Linked DNA regions of Mus musculus: region 2 is linked to region 1. Evidence: chromatin loops called from intact Hi-C (ENCODE). Cell type or tissue: left cerebral cortex. All regions are shown on one strand. Region 1 overlaps Yipf7 (Yip1 domain family, member 7). Region 2 overlaps Atp8a1 (ATPase, aminophospholipid transporter (APLT), class I, type 8A, member 1).

Region 1 (8,000 bases):
CTAAACATGTAGTGGTTTTCCAAATCTAATTTACATGAACAGTCTTCTCTTTGTCCCTAGCACCCAAATCATTTAAGATGCTCTAAATACCGAAGACACTGAAAATACTCTTACCAAAAAAGATGGTACACCACAGTGTTATTATTTTGCAAAATCAATCAGACAAAGTTGTCAAACTTCTGTATAGAGCACAGCTCTGTAAGCAGAGCAACCTGCTAGAGCAAACAGTTATACAAAATGCAGTATCTGTCTGTGGCTAGAACTGAGTAAGCATAACTGGTTCTATCTATGCATTCACATTGTCCATTTCCTGTCATATTCTTTTGTTAAATCTGAGTACTCACTGATAAAGCAGTGTTTGGTTCCAGTAATTCTCAAGAGTGTTATAATAAAAAAAGGAGGCCATATCAAGCAAAATGAGCATGTTTAAATCACTCTCAGTAATTTCATAAAGATAACTATTTGGGATAGCAAGAATATCATACGTTTTTGCTTCTTTAACCATATTGTCTTCGAACGAATAGGCTCTCATACGACAATATCCCTTCCAGTGTAGCATTAACAACCTATGTCCTGCATCATCCCAGAAGAAAGCGCAAATTACATCTCCTTTGGCCATGAAAGAATGAGCACAAGGGTAAGGGTTTATTTCTACATGTTTTGTGGACAAGCAGGTAACTTCGAGTTTGTTGCTTGCCATCACTGAGTGCTAGCATTATGCAAGAGCCTTGGGAAAGTGCTGTGGGAAACACCTCTAAGTATCCTTATGGATAGTTTAGAATTGCAAATGCCAGCTGCCTAAATGAAGAAAGAAAAGGCAAAACTTGTATTGACTGAGCCTGTATGCTGTTAAGTTCTCCAGAATTAATATCCTCATCAGGGTTCCTGTGAGTCCTCTGCTGTGAGGAGCCCAGCTGAGAAATAGCAGTTCTTTCTAGCCCAGAAGGCAGATGCCTGGGCACTGAAGTAATTTGTCAGAATTCAGCAGGCATTTACTCTTCCAAAATCAAATAAGTGAATTTCCTTCAGTTGTTATATTACCCATGCCAATAGTTTATATTGAAGAATGTGACAACTTAAAGGTACAAGTTTTAAATATTACATGGTTGGATTTATTTTTTAAACTAGTTAAATAGGAGCAGCTCCCCAGCCAAATTGACCTACTTTCCCACCCCCACCCCCGAATATATGTGTAGCTTTTAATAAGCATAATCCTTCCATTTCCATTGACAAAATGTTAAGAAACCTTCCTGATTTTCCTGGTCTGGCAGGCATGGACAAAGATTGTGCATGCGGGATCATTTAGCACAGACACTTACTGCAGTGAAAAGAAGACTGCACAGCTGGACAAGAGGACCATGGGGAGCAAGCAGTATCCCAGCACACTGGCCACACAGCCATATGACACCCCGGAGTTGCTCATCAAGTTCAGTAAGGCGTGAATCCCAAGGCAGCCAATGGCACTCATGCCGTATACATAACCAAACTGGGCTTTTCCAGCCTGAAGCAACGCAAAGAAAAAAATTAGAAATCAAAACATTTGAAAGTGTACTAGATGCTACTGAATATCATAGTAGATACATCACCAGGTCACTGAGGATTCTGGTTAAAGTATAAAAAACCCACCGCCTATAACAAGAATTATAATCTCCAAAATAAACACCTTGATAACATGTATCTATTACATATAATTAAATTATATATGTGTATTTATATACATATATACAATTTGGGACAGGCTAGTCATGCTACAAAAATAGGAAGTATTGCCAGTGTAGCTTTTTAAACCAAGCATTACCTATAGAGTGTGACAGGAGTGAAACTCTTTTTGCCCCATATTTACTGCATAGCTGAATGATTGATGAGAAGAATAAAACATCTACTACAGTCTTAGAAATTTACAGTTAGTATCACTAATAATGTTATTTTAAGAGTTTGTTTCAAATGCTAAGAAAGGTTTAATATTGAAATGGAAAATAAGGTGTCTGGGTTTTTACCTCAAATGTCTAAACCCTACCTAGACAATTGATTTTTATTAGTTCATCTTGATCTAAAATGCTTAGTGTTCTTCGATTCAAATGCTAACCAAAGCTCCCTGTAGTTCAGAGGATCAAGTTCCAGACCTCGTAGACTTTGAGTACCAGCTCTACCACTGACCTACATTCCAGTCTTCTTTTATGAGACGGGATCTTGTTAAATAGTTCGGTCTGGTCAGATGCGTGTACTTTATATGCCCATCTCCTCAGGGTTGGAATGACAGGCAAGAGAAGGTACTTAAATAACTCCTACTAGCTTTATGCATCCAAGAGTGATCTTGATGATGACACTAGCACCACTGTCCTTTAAGAGATGGTATTCGTAACATATTCCACAGAGAAACAAACAGTTGTTATATTACAAATGACTTGCAAGAGAAAGATGGGTTAATATACTATATTGATTGTTTCTGACTATTTGATTAATTGCCATGGCCTTACATAGTAGCTGAATCAAGACTAACACATTACTGTAAAAAAGAGAAGGGAGCCCTGAGAATAAGTGGGCACTCTGGTTGACAGGGTTTGAGTTAGACAGTGTTGGCGTTTTATTTGTGCTAAAAGGAGGGAGCTTGTTATCGCTGGCTGTTATATAGGAGGAAAAGAATGTGATCACTGGTCACTCCGAAACTAGATTGCATTCAGTACCCTGACTGGGTAGTATTTTAAATTTAACAAAGGGTAAGAAATCACGTATGTAGTCACACATACTTTTTAAACCACATTTGAAATATATAGCTGCATTAGAAGAAACTACTTGTGTGTGTGTGTGTGTGTGTGTGTGTGTGTGTGTGTGTATAGGGGTCTTCATGTGTGTATGCATTTGTATGTACATATTCATGTATGTGTGCTGAGAGAGGCTGTTTAACTGAGCCTACCTTCTGTATCTAACCATGGAATGGCTGGACTGCTGACTAGGAAGCACCATGGTTCCGAGTACTGGCGTTATTGTCATGTATCTCTATACCTATTTGTTAATGTGATGGGATACAAGGTCATATCCTAAGGCATGAGAAAAAGCAAATTTCTTCTGTTTTTTTTTTTCTAGAGATCTCTTCAAAAGTAGCACTCATAAAGACAAGTCAAGAAATGTCAGTTTGGCTGTCGGAAGATACCATAAGCAATGTGGCTCCCAGAGCCACACAGAAAAGGATGGGTCCTGTGAGATCCGTTTCATTCATGATGCTGCCATCTGCTGGCTTCATTGGGTTTAGCACCGTCAAGGTTTTCTGCCATATGTGATCAAAATTAATTCCAAGTTCTGCGAAAAAATAAATAAAAAGTCAAAGGTACATATAGGAAACAAAGAGTTATATTCCTTCACGGATAGTATATCTATTTTTTCATGGTATCCTAAGAGAATTTACCTAGTTGTTTTCATAATCTAAAGTGTGAGGTATAGTAAGCAAACAATACACTCAAATACTTTAAATTAAAAAAAAAAAATCTGTTAGGAAAATTTTCATCGGGCACATGTAGTAAAATTTTAATTCTAGCTAAAAGCACGGGAATTGACATACAGTAAAACCTATCATTGTAGCTAACAGACTAAAAGTGTCTCAACCACCCCTGTCAGATATTTTCTCCACCCACATTTTCAGCTGCGAGCACTTCTGTAATCAGGCCGCATCACTCACTACATAATTATGCGACGACGTTCAGTTTAGCCCTAGAGTTTCCCTTCATCCTTCCTAATAAGAACAATAACCTTGCTCTACATTGATAAAACCTCCACGAGGAAGAAAGTGTACGACTCTTCCTGCAGAGAGCAGTAACCACGACGTACATGCAGATGTTTATAAATCAATGCACTGGGAGATTGAGTCAATATACTCAAAGATTAAATACAAGGGACAAGTTAATCTTTTCCTTTTGTAAGGGAGAGTATTAGAATAAAATCATTTCGCTAAAGCAAGCTCTGATTGATTGCTCAGGTTTTACTGGCCTCTCAAGATCTACAAATACTGGTCTCACACACATGATAAATGTAGTGTGGATTCATTACTATTTTATTCATCAGATGGGCAGGATTTTGAGAGGTGAAGTAACTTCCTTTTCATCATTACCATATTTGTTAATTACATAGACATTTACTTAAATGTAAAGGGGGGTAAAGAAGAGCAGAAATAATGATTAACTGTGGCTTACATCCAGGAGAAAAATCAATATCAAAAATGTAAGATCAGAGAATCTGACTTGGTTTGTAAGGAAACTGTGCTAGCATGGGAACTGAACTAGGGGCCTCTGGAAGAACAGCGGATGCTCTTAAATGCAGAGCCAGCTCTCCATCCCTGCAAGAAATGTTTTAAAGATCATAAGATTAAACTTTCAAAAATGAAAGTGAAAGAAACTGAGTAGCATTCAGATGGTAAAGCAAGGGCTGCTAGGAAGCCACTCCTGTCTGACTGCTGGCTTCCTTAGACGCCCTCACAAGTTACAACTGGAGACAGAATGGGTCTGGCCGGTGTGGGATGCCAATCTTTACGGTAAAATAACATCTACACTTATTTAATGTCAAATATTTAATGCAATTTCAATGAGACAAATCGTGGCATGAATATTTGCGACTAAATGTGTCACATTTCTCTAGTTTCAAAAACTCCTCTGCATACATTCTCAAATAAATTTTTGAAGAGTAGCTCAATCAAAAATAATATTATTGTTGCATATTGTTAACTAGAAAAATGTGAAAAATATGTTTTATATATTCTTATCTGTATATATCACTTTTCTTAAATTTACCCATTTGATTTCAGAAACAACAAAATTCTTGAAGAGCATTATGTTTATAGAGAATCTGGTTTTACCATATATGGTAGGTACTTAATTCTGCTAATGTTTAGCAATATAATATCTATTTGGGAGATTTTTAATTCTTCTTTATACCTTATCTACATATTACACTGGCTATTATTATATAATGTTACTTATAAAAATGATAATAAATAACTTATAAAGTCTAAAAGTGAGTAATACATTTCCACATTGGCCAATCTTATTCCTGTAAAACATTTACAAGCTAGGTCCATGTACAACCAATTTATCATCTGTCAGTCTATCTGTCTGTCTGTCTGTCTGTCATCTACTTATCCATCTATCATGTGTCTGTTTATTCTTTATCACCCATCTATGCATGCATACATCTATCTATCATCTACCTCTATCATCTGTCACATCTATTTATCACCTGTCATCTGTCTACCTGTCTTTCTGTCTATTTATATATCTATATAGCTATGTATCTATCAGTCTATCTATCTATCTATCTATCTATCTATCTATCTCTCGATCTATCTTATATTTAATTTATTCAATCTTTTCTACAAGAAAGGTTACCTTCCTTAATTCAACTGCCCATTCATCCATCTATATATGTCAATCTTTCTTTCTTTCTCTCTTTATATATATCATCTATCTATCTATCTATCTATCTATCTATCTATCTATCTATCTATCTATTTATCTATTATACATATACACATATACATAAATATACATACACATATATTATATATAATGAAAAGAAGACTATGAATTTGAAAGAGAGCAAGGAAGGTTACACAGGAAGACTTGGAGGTAGGAAAGGGGCAAATTGTAACTATACTATAATCTCAAAAAATAAAAGAAAGTCATTTTAAGAGTGAGCCAGTTCTTTGAATTTCTGGTTCCACAGTTTTCCTTTGCCTTCAGTGTATTGTATCTTAAGATCATGCACACTGGAGGATGTGAATGTTTCAACAAGCTTAAAATGGGTCAAAATTTTAATGTAATTTTTTGAATGACAGAAGACCATAAAATTAAGGAATATCACAGTTTAAATTAATTTCATGCCAGGCTTTTGTCACTTTAAAATTCATTTTTAGTTTTTAATCGCAATTAAGTGGTTTTGGTACAAAATATACTTTTTACTTTAAAAAAAAGTAGTTATTTCTGAAAAAAAATTAGGGAAAACTGCTTTATGCAATGTCATTACTGATTTTGACCATTTATTTGATGGTATAAGCCTGCACACATTTCATTACCAAGTCATAAAATTGTGAATGGATATAGGATGTACTAAATATTTTCATGAGAAAGACATTTAATGTTTTCAACTGAATATATATGTCTGTAATATTTTGTTTCTAAACTTATTGCCAAGTACTCATTGTAGGGGTCTCAACATAACACCTTATTGTGCAAAACTGAAGATGTAACCTCTATAAAATTTGAATGTAAAATTTATTGTTTTGCTGTCATCTAGTGGTATTAAAGTATATGACATAAAGAATAAAAGTGAATTAAGATCTTTATTTTTACATGAATTATGGTGCTGACATTTCACATTTAAGTATCAGCCTGTGGTACAAGGAAAAAAGAACAAATACCACTAACTGTTCTCATTTGACAGGCTGAGGTTGACCATTATACCAGGGTGAATTTTTATTTTTTACTTTATAGTGTGTTTATAACTTAGAAAAATTTGAACAAACATAGTACTTTAAAATCTGAGCATCTTCGAGGAAATTGATGTAGATACTGTGTTGATCTAGAGAAACTGGATCTAACCAAAACTGCAGTTGTAAAAAAGTCTCCAAGAAATATCACCCTCAATTTTAAAATGTAAATACTAAGATTTCCATGTATTCCCAAACACTTGTGAGAGAATTATATTGAAATTAAGGCAGAAAAAAGGGATCTTTTTCAATTGCATCTTCTACAAAGTTATTAACATATTTTTATCTAAATCTATCTTGAAATAAGGAAAGGAAATTCAATTTAATACTAATACAGCAAAAGGCACAAAACTTGAAAGAATGGATAACTCTCTGAGTTCTACTAGAATATAATATAAAGTATTCATCTTTCCTTTTTTTTAACTAGAGAATTGGCATAGACATTGCATATTTTACTATAAATTTCAGTAGAAAGGACAACTGGCAATGTTACAAGTACGTTCTGGCCACATTTTCCCAGTGGTCCAGACACATCTCAAAAACTTCATAGGACAAAAGATTTTAACTATGAAGTTCATCAAAATATTCCTTACTGTAGGCTACAACCTCTAAGGTACATTTAGGCTGTGGCATATGATTTATACAACCATCATAAATCATGTTTTCTAACATTTAATGATTTTAAGGAATTCATATATAGAAATTATTATTATATAATTATGAAAAGAAGACCTTATAAGATAACATGTTAGAATTTTGTTTTAAAATACTCAAAACAAATACTTTCATTAAAGAATAATATTTCCTTTTATTTATGTGCATAATATATATAGCATAGTATCTGGAAAAAAGACCCATTCAAATGTTTCATTGTTTGTTCATAGTAAATGTTGGGAACAAGCAAAAGAAACTTGTTATAAGTACTACTGTTTTGTTTTCAGACTCCATTTAATCGTAGGGAGAAACAAAATTCAAGGTCCCAGGCCCTAGGGGAGCTTGGGACTTCCTTACAGCTAAACTGCTTCTGTTGTAAAAGGTCATCTGAGTTCAGATATCTCAAGGTCAACTGGTAAAGAGTCAGTTGTCTGAATAAAGCCATCTCAAGGACAATCTCTCCAACTTGCTGTCAGGGTCAAACAAGTTCATATTCCCAGGACTAGAAATGAACACCTATCCCTCTTCCCCAAATGTTTTCTTGTCTGTTAACTGGTAAAGACTATAGGAATTGTTGTTATATAAACCAAAGTGAATAAATTGTAAAAATATATAACCAATTGCCTGTTCGACCATTATTAACTACATGCAGATGACCTATTCCTTTGTCCCCTTATCACTCTGAGCTCTGGACCTAATGATTAGGAGAATGAATTAAGGACTTTGAAGCCAGGTGCTCTGGATATAGCCCAGTCTCTAATGGGCACCCCCTTGTTTAACTCACAGTGTCAAATATAATTGAATAACACTGCAGCTCCTCCTAGCTCCCCTTCTCTTTGTGTTCCCATCCTTTAAAAATGTACAATCTCCCTTC
Region 2 (8,000 bases), 1.8 Mb before region 1:
TTGTCGATGTGTAAAGCCCACTATGTAAGAGTTTATTCTTACTTATAAGGGAAACAATTACATACACATACATACTTTTATTCCCTCGTGTATATTTTAATTACTCAATTTTCCATACAATTCATTTTGAGAAAAATAACATATACAAAGCAACATATTTTAGTGTGTGTGCGTGTGCGTGCACATACACACACACACATACACATACACACCTAATACTGAAAGCCAAGTTTCTAATTAGGATTTTAAAAGTATGAAACCATAATTTGGTTATGTTCCATTATTTTAATTAAATTGAAAATTTAAGATCCATAACATCACATTTCAGAACAATTTTCTACAGAAAACTACCCCAATCGTTGCTTCCTGTGTACCTGGCGATGCAGCCTGATAAATGATCTTGTCCCCTTCTCTCTCCGGTACAGCTGTGTGGCAGACGGCCATCATTGTGAGAAATTCACAGATGATAGGTGCGGTTGGCTGTGAGGAATAAACACATAATTCATCCCCCTTTATTTAACCATCTGACACTAACGGCAGAAACGTTGCTTCGTGGCCATTTATTGAGAGTACAGCTGGGACGCACTGGGGGTGTGGGACCACAGCCAGTATCTGTTATGAAGAAAACTTATTTGGAACTCAACTTATTCATTTTTGTACTTCCTCATTCATTCTATAAACATTTACTTAACATGATTTTTGTGCTTCTAAATAGAAATGGTAGAAGAAGATGAATTTGGTCTTTAGTGGACAGAAGAGATATGTAAAATGTTCACTTGCTTGTTTGTAATTTCTAGCCACATTTAAATATCAGGCGTCTAACCTTTAAGTAGAGATGATGATGATAATGGTGGTGGTGGTGATGATGATGATGTGTGGCTCTCAGTAATGTTGACTTTCTCCAAAACGGTCTACCTTAACCCAGTACATAATGATGTGTGCATGCATGCGTGTGCACGTGTGTGTGTGTGTGTGTGTGTGTGTGTGTGTGTGTGTGTGTGTGCATCACAAACACTTACTGAGCACTATCAATTCTTGGGGCTTGAGGGAGACTGAAGACTGAATCCTTTCTGTAAGCATCTCAGATCTGATGAGAAAAGAACCCAGACACTAAATATTAAGCATCTTCATGTCTGGCTTCTGGAGAGAAATGTCATTCAAGATAATAAAGAAAATAAGGTGTTCCCATATTCGCATAACCTCCCGTTATAAAGTGCAACAACGGAGAAGGTTAAATTAGGTTATGGAAACAAAAACTGCTTATGCTAAGAGTGGACAGAGCACAGATGGTCCCAGCCACATGGAGCTTGCTTGGACTCGTAGGGAGGCAGAGGGGACAATAGTGACAGCGTTGTTTATTCACAGCCTGCTAAGGTGTGTAAAGAGAATATGTGAATGTCATATGAGGTGACAGGACATGTGGCTGTTCATGAGAGATGGAGATAGATATGTGAAGAAGTCCTAGGCTAATGAAGAGCCGAGCATGGAGAATTCCACTGGGACGAACGGCATGGAACTAATAATAAGGCCCCAGAGGAGAAATGAAAGATGGCCTCTGGAGGAAGAAAGAAAAAGTCGCTCAAGGCAGAGTAGTGATGTAGGTGAGGGATGGCGGAAGTCAGGGAGGTGGTGTGACTTGCAATCCAGGGCAGCATGCTGGCATATCAGTTAAGACACAAACCAGGAGCTGGGCAGAAATCTGAGGCAGCACTGCATGAGAGGGGCTGTGACAGTCTGGGCAGGAGAAATGCAGGTGTAAGTTAACTTCAGTAGATACCCCAGCTGTGTTGTAAGTCAGTCCTAAGATGGGCAGGAGCTCTCTTACCAACAGAGCGAAGTCATAGCTATCTGAGGAAGGAGAGAGGCATTCTCTAACACTATAAGCAAGGAAGACATTTTGACTGCTGATATAACACTTTGAGATCATTCTGCACTGGTCTGCTCTACCCTCCCTATTTGTTATATCTACAAGGCTTTCGTTCCTCCTTAAGGGTTTCCCCAACTCTGTCCTCGATATATTCTGCAATTTCTTCTAGTTTTAATATCTAAATTCTGTTTAGTCTAACAGTACCCCAAATCCCCCTCCTATTTGGGGTGGGGGACACAGAAAAATAGACTCAGTAAAATCACAGCAGAGAGTTCTTCAAATCTAGGAAAAAGATATAAGCATCTGGACACAGAGGCATTGAGGACATTAACACATGTAAAATAAAATAAATCTAAAAAAAAAATCATGTAAGTAAAAACATGAGGGGACTAACCATGAAGGAAATTCATTCCGAGACGTATTCATTAGTGCTCACCTCCTAGGGACAGATAGCACTGAGGTCACTTACGTGGTTATTCTGGAGATTGTCCAGCAACGACGGGTCATTAAAGGTTTTTTCATCTCCAAACTGTGAGCTCTGCCTAAAGGGAAAAACAAAGCAAAGTTGGTTCACTTGTATAGGCCTAACTCACCCACTGCTAGTGATGAGTGATTACTCTCAATCCATTCCAATAACTGATCTATTCCTTAATTCAGGTCAGACTGGAAGGGACCTATGTTCTTTTCAGTTCCATCTCCAAACTCAACACATAGTCTAGTGCAGTAGTGATTAACATGTGGGTTGTGACCCTTTGAGAGGTCCAACAGCCCTTTCACAGGGGCCACGTATTAGATAGCCTGAATATCAGATATTTACACAGTGGCAAAATGACAGTTATGAAGAATCAAGAAAAGTAATTTTATCGTTGGAGGGGTCACCGTAATGTAAGGAGCTGTATAAAATCAATGCAGCATTACGAAGGTTGAGAGCCACTTAGTCTAGTTATCTTTCCCCAGGAAGAGCTGTACAGCAGGTTCCTCTAGGCAAAGATTGGAAGGCAGACTGTCCTCCAAATTCGTGCCCCTCTAACAACAGGCCTGTGGCTAGCCAGTCACTCTTAGACCTTGCTTAACCTCTAATTTCTGCTATCCCCAGCCTTTCTGACTATAATATAGTCCAGTCATTCTCCCATGACCACGTATGTTCCTGTCTCAGGTCCCTGGAGAGATGAGATTTCTTCTTGTATTCTAGAATTAGTTTTTGCTTAGTGCATAGCTTCGGGATGGGGTAAAGTCTAGATCCAAGACTGATGTAGCCCGTGGGCGGTTACTTTTAGTTCTCACATGCTACAATGTTATAATGTGACCTCGGTCCTCCAACTCCATAGCTCTTCCTTCTTAGCAGACCGGAAGGTCATACACCCTGCTCTTGGGCAGCCTGGAACCATTCTCATTCACTCTCCGGTGAGACATTCACAAGGCTCTCTGCATTTCATTCTTTACATCCCTCGATCTCCTACTGGCATTTTCCACAAAGTGGCTTGCTTCTTTTGCCTTCCAAAAGTCAGGAGTGTGTTTCAGAACTTGGACCACTAGGTGGCAGGTCCTCCCTTCACGCCTCTGCTCCAGCCCAGTTTTCTCTGGCTCATAAACCTTTCCAAATGGAATAGGGTTTGAAAGGAGACTTCTTGGCATTCTTCCCTTAAGTTGGTCCAAGGAACGAAACCCATGGGGGACCACAGGGCAAGAGCTCTCCAGCCACAGGGAGATTACTGCTGGTATAGGTGATCTGCCAGGCTAAATGGTACAAAACCATAGAAACACGGCTAATCATTGTCCTATAAGGTCTGGACTGATGCTTGGCTTTTAACAAAGCAGTGATCTGACTGCTGGGGCCAGAAAGTCCTTCAGCTGAGGATACATTTGAACACATAAAGCTGCATAATAATTACCTTATGGCAATTATCACAGAGAAGCTGAGTCGCAGCTCTGGGAGAACTCATCTTTCTATTCAAATGATTCAGTTTTTAAAATGATAAAAATCTCAGTCCCAGGAGAAAGGTGTATTTTTCTCTCTTTAATACTTCCATGACTAGTGTGGATTAAAACAAAACAACACCCCATTGGTCTTGGAGTCTCTTCAGGTTTGGAGGCCGGGTGAACGGGAGCCACTGGCACATGCTCCCCGAGATATTGTGTGACAGACTGGATGTAAAGAAAGAGCAGTTGAGAGAGCACTTGCACAATGTGTCGGCCTGGACAAGCTCACTGCCCACTGTACAGCACCCGTGTAGAGGCTGGCTTCCTGATCCGTGCCACATCTCCCGGACGACCTGAGGCAGAGCTCCTTTGGTAGCGCAAGTCAGTTTTCTGAGGCAATGAACACGGTTGTACAAAGCCTGTTTGCTCAGCATCCTCTCTGACTCAGGGGCTGATCTCTTCCCTAACCTAGTGGACCTGCCTCAGCTTAAGGGCTTCTGGCCCCAGCAGTCAGAGAACTGTTTTTTAAAAGAGTCTGTACCTCTAGGATTTTTTTAAGGTCCTGTTCATTGGTAGTCAAAACTGCTTGCTGGTAGATTTAATTTTTTTAGTAATGAGTTTGTTACTCAGAGTAGTTAAGTCCAAGAATTTGAATGGGTGATTAAATGCACTGTTTTGGCTAGATAATGGTTGGTTTTGATCAAAGTAAATGAGACTCAGTTTCCTGGGTGACTGCAAGTATTTCTGAAAGCAATTACAAAAGAGGAGTTCTAAAATGCTGTGTGAGAGTCTGCACTGCTGAAGAAAGAGCCTGCCAAGGGGACTCCTTTGAAGACTGATGCTAATGGAGATGGGTTAGCTCTCATTATTCTAAGGGCACGCCTGGAAGAATGCTCTACCCAGCCTACCTTCTACAGCAGAATAAATAAATGCCACTCACGCCACACATAATTATAGGCTAGGTAAAATGAGAAAATAACCAAGCAGAAAAGAGAAACTTGTTCAACCTGCAGATACTATAATAATACAAAAAAACAAAACAAAAACAAAAACAAAAAACCACTGAACGACTGCAGGGCCAGCTCTAAGGCAAGCTCTCTGTCACCCCACTGTCATTTACTTGAAAAATAACAAGAACATAACGTGTGACTGTATCAAGAAGTTAAGAAAAAACAAACATATCTACTTAGATTTGCTTCAGAATAATAAGGGTAGAAAGGCACAGGAGGGATAAGGGTGACCCAGGGCATAGCCTGTTAAAATAACTGATGGGGACATTTGTTCATTCTGCTTATATTTAAACTTTCCAAAATAATTTTTTAAGAGAAAATGATTATGAATATTTGTGGGTTTTTGAAAGTAATCATGTGATAACTTATAATTACATGGATGTTTTTCTCTCTAGTCCTTCCAATATTGATACTATCAATTTAGATAATGGTTTTTAATAGAAAGGAATTGGTCTCCAAGTCTCCACGTTTGTTTATGGTTCTTGGCAACAACAGGAAACAGTGCCAATTCTAGAGTTAGTAGCTATGCACTGGGAAGTCATAATCTAGACAAATCACTTATATTAATACATTTTTAGAGGATTTCAGCTATTGCACAGTCTTTAATGCCAAGAGTATATTTGAAAGGGTCTTTAGAATGGACCAAATATAAACACATAATTTTCACATGTGGATTTTCTTAACATTTTTGTGGTGAGTGCCATTTCAAGCAGGACAATTAAACAGACAGCTACAAGCTTGCTACGTGGCATTCAGTCAACTTCACATTGCCAGACAAAGCTGCCAAGCAGCTATTGAGATGACTTCTAGAGTTTTGGAGAGAGTCTTCCATAGTCTCTCCTCCTGCAGCAGTAGCATAGAGCCACTGTCACATATGCAGAGCACAGGGTTCCACCACGGCCACAGTTGATCTTGGTTTTCTCAGCAATATAAAACCAATTAGATGAGGCCCTTGGAAGTATGGAGTCTTGTATGAGCTTCTGAGTTAGGGTTCCTCAACTCAGTCAAACGGTAGATGTTCAATTTGCCTCTCCTTAACAACCTCAGCAATTCAACTGAAATAAAATCAGTTAGGGCTTGAAATGCAAAGCTATCCCGTGCTCCAAAAGAAACACAAGTCTTTCAAGTCTACAGACGTGTGACGGCACTAACACACCTTTCATAATCAGGCTAAGCCAGGATTACCTCTGGCTCTCACCCATGTCCGCTGGTTGTGTTCTTGGGGAGACTACTTACAGGCTTCTCTCTATAAAACCTATCAACTTGAAAATGATCATGTCAGATAGATGGTGCAGACTGAGAATTATAGTGCCACCAGCACTAGCCTTCTAGTTAGGGCTTAGTTAATTGTCAATGTTTCCTACTGATTTAACGGCTAATGGTGGTCATAGTCTTCCAATAAGTCTACTCAGGTAGTTAGTAACTTGTGTGAAGGACAGGTCAGGGTCTAAACATTGATGGTCAGAGTCCAAAGCTCACATGCATGGCCACTCCACATAACCCTACACAGAACCTCAAAAAAAAAAAAAAAAAAAAAAAAAACCCTGCATCTTTACCTTTGCAAACCTACAAGTGTAGACAGAGACCCCCCCCCCCCCCCAAGTATACAAATAAACAAAGTGCCTTTTCCATAAAATGATACTCGTCTTTCCTGGTGCACTTTTAGACTCAATGGCAGAGTGAAAATACATAATTCATGAAAAAGTTGTTATATTTCATTTGAACTTAGATTCCCCCCCAAAAGATACTTTAATGAAAAAAAAAAAACTTATGAGCAAGATAAATGACATAACCCCTTTTCCAACAGTGGTTAGTGGCATGAAACAACCCCTGCTCAAAGTCTAATGTTTTAAATGATCTGGGAAAATAATATAAGACTTTGGAGAAAACCACAGCGAGACTAAGAAAAAGGAGTCATGTCTCTTAAGAGAGATATGTGTATCAATTCTACAGTACTTAATGGTATTAAAATGGGTCAAACTGTCCTATAGACAAGCAGCATATAAAGATGCATAGGTGTTAAAAAAAAAAAAAGGAGGCAGGGTTTATTTAGATAACATCTGACCTGGGTCAAAGAGTATCCACAGTAAAAGCTTTAACTACAGGGTCGCGGGACCAGATAAGTAGGAATGTAGGCAAGGCTAAGGCAAGCAATGATAAAATGCTCGTCTGAGTGGTATGAAGAGCCAAATGACTGTGATAGGTGTCAGAATGTGTAGGACTCCTTGTAATGAGCACTGTTGGTGGCACCGGTCACAGGAGTCAAACAGCTGCCTCTGTAATCCTGGGTGCTATGAGGCTTACTGAAAACTCATATCAAATCCCCACTTTACTGAAATAAATCCCAAGAAGGCTGAAAACTTATTCTGTAACTGGAGTTCAATGGATCGTGGAAATATAACTTAATCATAAAGCCTATGAGGTCCAGATAAATAGAAGTCTTTTTTTCAAAATCACTAGCTTTAAAGAAACTATAATTGTTCAAATTTTATTTGCCACAAGATCATGACAAATCATACAAGTAACAAAATACACTAAATTCCCCTAGATAAAAATGCAAATACATGGCTGAAAGAATTTTAATGTAAAACAAAACAAAAGCAAAAAGCTTCCCATAGGAGTGAAATTAAATTTATACTATGCTATTTTTAATAAATCTATGATGAATGTACATTTACTGATAGGTTGCAGGAAGTCTAGTTCTAGAACACTTTGGCCTTACATTTAAAGGTCTTCATTTTATAGCCTCTGAAGAGACATAGAAATAATGAACAATGTTAAAAGGAAACTTGTACCACTTGGGCCTGTAGCTGCATTATCTGGTCCATGGGCGCGTTATCCGCACAGTGGCAGAAGGGGGCAGTGCTGAGCTAAAAAAAAAACCATAAGCAAGCTTTAATTGCTGCAGCAGCAGATTTTCCTGCCCAGGCACTTTGGAATCGATCCCTACCGCCTTATAGATAAATAATATAAGACTCCAGCAACCTTTAAAGCTTTAGAATATGTTTACAAGGGCTTTCGATAGAAAAATCAAGGATACTCTGAGTTTAATACCCAGTACAGAGCATCATCACCCAACACCTGTGAAGATGGCTCCCAGAGACCAGAAAAGCCTGTTTACAAAGCAATACATCAGAAGCTTTCAAAGAGAGCAGTGGAAGTACCACGTAGCTTACCATTCATCGGGCGAGCACCCATAATCC

What was found. Hi-C counts contacts between places; a loop is a spot of excess contacts. Peaks named below come from ENCODE experiments on the same cell type or tissue, not always from the same donor. Only the 100,000 strongest peaks of a DNase experiment are listed, where the experiment ranks them.
Region 2: it touches region 1 in a loop (6-fold over the local background); 2 of 42 quality-filtered maps call a loop at or near these places.

Annotation. Positions count from the first base shown.
Region 1 is chr5:69,517,874-69,525,873 of GRCm38, forward strand. Yipf7 (Yip1 domain family, member 7) reads right to left here. Exons shown (of 6, transcript NM_023784.5): 4 at 3,152-3,297; 5 at 1,320-1,501. Among named protein-coding and RNA genes, the nearest start is that of Yipf7, 21 kb to the right of the region's middle. In left cerebral cortex, CTCF peaks have their summits at 3,250 (motif pointing left) and 6,280 (motif pointing left); a DNase peak (open chromatin) is centred at 3,221.
Region 2 is chr5:67,748,677-67,756,676 of GRCm38, forward strand. It overlaps Atp8a1 (ATPase, aminophospholipid transporter (APLT), class I, type 8A, member 1), which reads right to left. Exons shown (of 37, transcript NM_001038999.2): 15 at 7,974-8,000; 16 at 2,337-2,409; 17 at 375-480. Among named protein-coding and RNA genes, the nearest start is that of Gm46914, 50 kb to the left of the region's middle. In left cerebral cortex, CTCF peaks have their summits at 3,395 (motif pointing right) and 7,635 (motif pointing right); DNase peaks (open chromatin) are centred at 3,417, 4,175, 4,540 and 7,676; H3K27ac peaks cover 632 bases.